Regions from separate parts of the Homo sapiens genome. Here region 1 is linked to region 2. The links are chromatin contacts, found by Hi-C or POLR2A ChIA-PET in ENCODE. All regions are on one chromosome and are shown on one strand. The core of a region is the stretch at or near the end of the contact, and the rest is flanking DNA. Distances in the headings are between cores, read along the strand shown. Region 1 overlaps LOC124901056 (a long non-coding RNA gene). Region 2 overlaps LOC101927421 (a long non-coding RNA gene).

Region 1 (2,919 bases), core at 342-2,841, 380 kb after region 2:
TAGCACATTATGCAAATGATAAGACTAATCTTTTGCATTATACATAAGAGCTGCTTATTGTGCATTAACTAATTTATCTGACTAGGAAGGGGCTATGAATGCTGATTTTTATTAAGCTCTTCATTAAGTGAAAATGTAGGCATGGCAAGTGCATATATTAGTATGTGCCTGTCTTGCATGGATGAATAAATACATATACACATCTAGTTACCAAGTGACATTCTTTTGGTGGCAAAAATCATCAACTTTAACTTTTTTTTAGTCACATCAGTAAGATGAGAAAGTGAAAATTAAACACTCAATGGAAAAGACTCTTGTATCATTAAAAAATCACCACTTTTTTTTATCATAGTCCTAAAAGTGTTTTTTAAAAGAACAGAATGTGTAGCCTAAAGTCAATAGTTTAAATCTTAAGTATCCTTGAGTATCCAGTGACTATTTTTATGATCATAAAAAGCCGACAATGAATAATTGAACACCAAGTCAAATTAATAACCTCAGTTTTTATATATGCTTAATTTGAGTAGAATAAAAGAAAAAAAGAGCAAAATAGTATTCTATTAAATATACAATAATCAATTTGGTCTAAATCTAGGCAGGAATGTCTAGATGAACACGTGAATAATGTAATCCTCACTTAATTAGCACATTTCATTAAGGCACACATTTAAAACAAACCCAGCCTCTACATAGACAGGCACATCTCAGCAAGTTGTGTAAAATTTGACCAACTTTCACAAGAGAAGAAATACCAAAAATATCACACTTTATTTGCTTGATGAAATTGATATAAATCTATCTTAGCCAATGTATATTGGGAACTCTCTATATGCAAATTGTTATGAGTATTTTAAGCTTATTACTTAAAAAAAATTTTAACAATCCTGTTAACAGCTCCCCAATAGGAGATGAGTAAGTGATTATTTCTATAACTGGTTTTCAAGGTGAAAAGGCTAAAGGAAATGAAATTAGCCTCTATCTTTGAAGATACTATATAGTAGCAATGACTAGGCAACAGACTGGGGAGGGGCAGAGATGCCGAATGCACCTCTGACTTCAAATTTGAGTTCTTAGTTTTAGTTCATTAAAATTAATGACCAATCACTGCATGTCATGCATGAGGAACAGCTCATTCCTTTATCAGTCAGGTAAACTGAAACACACACTACATGACACAAAACCAGCCCTGGGATTTGGCCATGAGCCCAACTTAACTGCAGAATGTTTATAAAATTATTAAAATTTATGGGTTGATAGCACTCTCAAGCAATTTATTATAGCTGTAAACCATTTTTAACTTTTGAAAACACAATAAAGTTGATTTAATAATCCCCCTAATCTTATACACAACTTCCTCCAGAATTTTCTTCAATTATGCCTCATAAATTACAATTTATTGTATATTAGAGAAACACTAAAAAACAAATACTTCATGAGAATTTCATCAGATTCATTTATTCTGAAACATTTGCCAGAGAGCATAACAAATTCACATGTGACCCCTGTACTCTAAAGAGCTGAAGTTCAAACCAAAGCCACAGTGGAGAGTTCCTTTGCCAAGGATAATAACTAAAATCTTCCCTTGACTTGAGCCAGGACCTCAGCTTTAATGAATGCCGGGTCAAGAAGTCATGAAGAAAGAGGGGGGCAGTTCTAGGGAAATTCTGTCTATTCAAAAAACAGCTTGAATTGCAAAGCACAGATAGTCACCGTCACCTCTTTGTAGGACTTTGTTAGAGAACAAGCAACTGAAAAGAGAGATCACAAAGAGGCAGTAATTTTAAGCACACATTGTGTTTTCCTCAGGAGCAGCAGGACATCAGTATAAGCCCATTTACTGAGATTTAACAACTTTTAAGTGAAAATTTCATACTTTTAAAAATAGAATTTACGTTTAGGATCCAGAACCCTGCTTGAAGTATAATCCCCAATTGCGTATAGTCTGCCTTAAGGCAGAATTATTTCCTGGACCCAGTAGGTCTTGTGACTTACAGAACTTTATTTTCATAATTAAAACAGAAGGTTTTGAAAGTATGAGGAATTCATCAAATGTAACAAAAAGAAAATATATTTATAATAGATATGCTTCCTGGTTCAATGGGGAAAGAAGGATGGACATAATCATTTCCTGAGGAAAGTCTATGTGCAGTCAGAGGAAATATTGTACCAACATTCCTTAAATATTTCAGGTTTGTGCCTTCATGCTCACTTTAGGAGGCTGGAGGCTGAAAGCCCTAGTCAAGTAAATTTACCATTGACTTTAATATGCTAAAATTGCAACTGGTGATTTCCTGGTCTTGCGGATACCAGACTTTAGAGTGAAGCTGGCTCTGGGAGAACCTTTCAGGAGCAGGGAATTACTTCCAAAATGAGAGTTGTTTTTACTTGGGATATCCACAGGATCTGTCTTCTTAACATGAACAAGATCCCCTCATGGGACTCAAGAGCAATCAGAAAACAGGAGATGATGCTATCATGGACTTAGTCATACCAAAGGAGCTTTAACAGTCCTAAGACCATAGTGGGCCTAGTGGTGTCAGTTTAAAGTCAGAACCCCATAGAAAACTTACCTGGGCTCTTGTTTCTTTCTTTTCTCCTTGTTTACTCTGCCCCTAGTGCCTGGTGCTCTAAATGCTTGACTATGATACATGCTGTTCAAAGAACAGGTCTATGTGCTCTCCTTTCCTTGTTCATGTGGTTGGGTGTCTATACCTGTACCAATGATTCTCCTACCATCTTGGCCACCATAGCATCAAGTAGACACCCAGCCTAAGTTGGGTCAATGAAATTCCTCTCCCTGAAATACTGAGATAATTAAATGTATAAAGCTGAGGTAAAATCCTGAAGACCAAGGATTGAGGGCACTATTTTGTGGTGACCATGATGACTATGAGCAGAAGAGACTGGTCTACAGAGGAA
Region 2 (2,874 bases), core at 164-2,663:
CTCGGTCACCCCAGTGTCTTTATAAGCTCCAGATTGCAGAGATGTCAGCAGTCCTGCGAAAGATGATACTGACTTGGGATTTGAGGCTTCAGGGCTGAACTGTAAAAAATCACTGGGATTTGTCCAGGTGATGTCCTGAAGAGCAGGTCATGAAAAGAAGGAGACAATATTATGAGCTGTGTCACCCAGCTCAGAGAGAGCTTCTAGTTGTCCTAAAATCAAGGTGAAATCCTTATCATGAAGCAGTGTATTACTTACTATTTTATTGTAGTAATAGATAACCTACTCAAACCTGCTTAAATAACAAAGAGAATATAGTGGTTCACTTTTCTGAAAAGTTCAGAAGTTGGGTGGGCTTCAGGCATGTGGGATTCATAGATCAATGATATCATGAGAGTCTGAGCTCCATTTCTCATTGTTGTGCTCTACCCTGTGAGTCGGGTTTATTCCTGGCCTAGCTCCTCTGGCCTTATATTCTTACTCTCAACCCCATTGTTTGTCTAAACACCTCAAGGAAAAGTCTGAAGGTAATGCAGATTTGACTATCTCTTTTGTCAGAGAGCCCAGAGTCTCTGATTGGCTTAGCCTCATTCACCCTCTCCAGCTATGGAGCCTGATGGATGCCCACATGGAAATCAGGGCTGTTAGGAAGAGGGCAAGGGATGGCTGTGAGGCAGCCAAAGCAGAATGTTCAGAGATGGGCATGCTCTTCTTTCTGGAAAAGTAAAGTTGCCTCAAAGGCCAGAAGGCACAGATTCTATTGCATACCTCTGCACATCACTGTATTAACATATTTAAACTTGGCTGAACTCTCATTAATCAGTCTCTACTAGTTATTCAGTTTATCTTTCAAGGCTTCATAGCATCAGTTCATCTGAACTTTCCAGATCAGACTTCTGCTATTGCTCAGCTGTAATCCTACTGATATGGATTAGGTGTGTATCCACACCCAAATCTCATGTTCCATTGTAATCCCCAATGTTGGAGAGGGGGTCTGGTGGGAGGTGGTTGGATCACGGGGGCAGATTTCTCATGAATGGTTTAGCGCCATCCTCTTGGTACTGTCATCCCAATAGTGAGTGAGTGCTCATGAGATCTGGTTGTTGAAACGTGTATAGCTCCGACCCCGTTGCTCCTGTGCTAGCCATGTGATGTGCCTGTTTCCCCTTCATCTTCTACCCTTATTGTAGTTTCCTGAGGCCTCCCCAGCAGCTGAGCAGATGCCAGCACCATGCTTCCTATACAAACTGCAGAACCAAGAGCCAATTAGACCTCCTTTCTTTATAAATTACCCAGTCTTTGGTATTTCTTTATAGCAGTGCAAGAATGGCCTAATACACCTACATTCTGACTGGGCTATTCTTATCCTACCTCCATGCCTTTGCTCTTACTCACTCTTCCCCCATTCTTATTTGTTTTTCTCTGACTAATCACATCTGACTCAGCCCTGAAGGTTTATTGGAGGAGGCATATTATAGTGATTTAGAGTGTAGGTGCTGGAGTGAGACTGCGTAGGTTCAGATTTAGCTCTATTGCTATGGAAATTTGCAAGTTACTAAGCCACAGTCAGCCATGATTTCCTTGAATTTAAAATGAGAATATAATGGTACCTAAGTCAAGTGTTGTTGTGAGCATTAAATGAGTTAATATGTATAAAAGAGTTAGGCCAATGCCTGGCACTTGGCAAGAAGTCAATAAACATTGGCTATTATTTTAATGCACCATGAAATCATTCCCCAACTAGCCCATGTCTTTCCTTCCTTTAAACTACTGTACTGTTTTGGCCTGAACTCCTCATTGCACTCTTGAACACTCGTTAATTTGAATGGCCAGATAACTTTATACGGATAGGAGGCTTCAATTAAATACTTCTTGTTTCTCTGCACAGAACATAGTTAAATGCCATAAACCTATATTGTAGATATCTAACAACTGTGCATTGAAGAAATGGAATGTGGCTGAGAGTACTCCTATGCATGTTCAAAAAGGATCAAAGCTGGCCAAAACTACCATGTAAGAAAAGCCACTGGAAATTAATCTCTTCAATCAAATATTGCTTTGTGTACAATTAAAATATTATGTCTCCAGAGCTAGTAAAATGCTGACCCGTTTAAACCCATATAATTCAGGTTTAAAACCTTCATTCTTTAGTCAGACTAGATTTACTGAGAACTATGTCGGTTCCTCCCCTCTAGCATATTCCCAGGCAGTTTACTAGGTGCAGGGAATATGGTAGTGAATAATACAATCTCAGACCTAACAGAGAAAGTGAACATTAACTATTACAGGTATGAAGAACTATAAAGGAAATGTACAGAACCTATGTACTGAACAGACATGGGGTTTATCAGTTTGGGAAACAGCACATGCTCCCTTCATTCCCTTGGCATATAGATGGATGTGTGCATTATTTCTGCACAGACGGGGCTGTTATATGTACCCTATATATAGATAGTAATATCTTATATCTGTAGAATGCTGTACACTTTCTATATTACTTCCTTATTTCTCATTTGTTACTCTTCATTATGTTGTCAAGAAGTAAAGATATTGTTCTGTCCCAATGAAAAGCTGAGCGGACTGAAGTGCAGAGGGGTTCAATGCTATTTTCAAGATCAGAGACTGGGAGACGGTTGGAGCTGTGGGTGGGCTTTAGACTGCTGACTTCATGCTCAGTCATCTCTCCATTGTACTCCCCTTTGTGTCCTTCCCCCATCTCTTCCACTATCAGCTGCTGATTATGTGTGTTTGGTGAGGAAAAAGTGGTAAATAGAGCAAGTGTGGCAAATAATAATACCTTTTGGAATTATCCAATTGGACATAAAAAGGGAGCAGGCTTAGAACTCTGTAGCTGGATTCTTTAGTACAGAGGAC

Evidence for each region. Hi-C counts contacts between places; a loop is a spot of excess contacts on that map. ChIA-PET counts read pairs that join two places held with the same protein, here RNA polymerase II (POLR2A).
Region 1: a loop to region 2 is called in a map of endothelial cell of umbilical vein, with 1.9 times the contacts of the local background. The contact joins two enhancer-like sites. A Hi-C loop is called at or near these places in 1 of 168 maps with a recorded cell type or tissue (endothelial cell of umbilical vein). POLR2A ChIA-PET finds 5 or more read pairs at or near these places in 1 of 52 experiments (Panc1).

What each region holds. Positions count from the first base shown.
Region 1 is chr5:125,658,245-125,661,163 of GRCh38, forward strand. All of the region lies in intron 6 of LOC124901056 (a long non-coding RNA gene), which reads right to left. Among named protein-coding and RNA genes, the nearest start is that of LINC02240, 170 kb to the left of the region's middle. Within about 2 kb of position 1,592, at least 2 of the 41 ENCODE cell types and tissues checked have a DNase peak (open chromatin) inside an H3K27ac peak, as active enhancers do; they include endothelial cell of umbilical vein, where a contact is called at or near this core.
Region 2 is chr5:125,276,283-125,279,156 of GRCh38, forward strand. All of the region lies in intron 4 of LOC101927421 (a long non-coding RNA gene), which reads left to right. Among named protein-coding and RNA genes, the nearest start is that of LINC02240, 220 kb to the right of the region's middle. Within about 2 kb of position 1,414, at least 2 of the 41 ENCODE cell types and tissues checked have a DNase peak (open chromatin) inside an H3K27ac peak, as active enhancers do; they include endothelial cell of umbilical vein, where a contact is called at or near this core.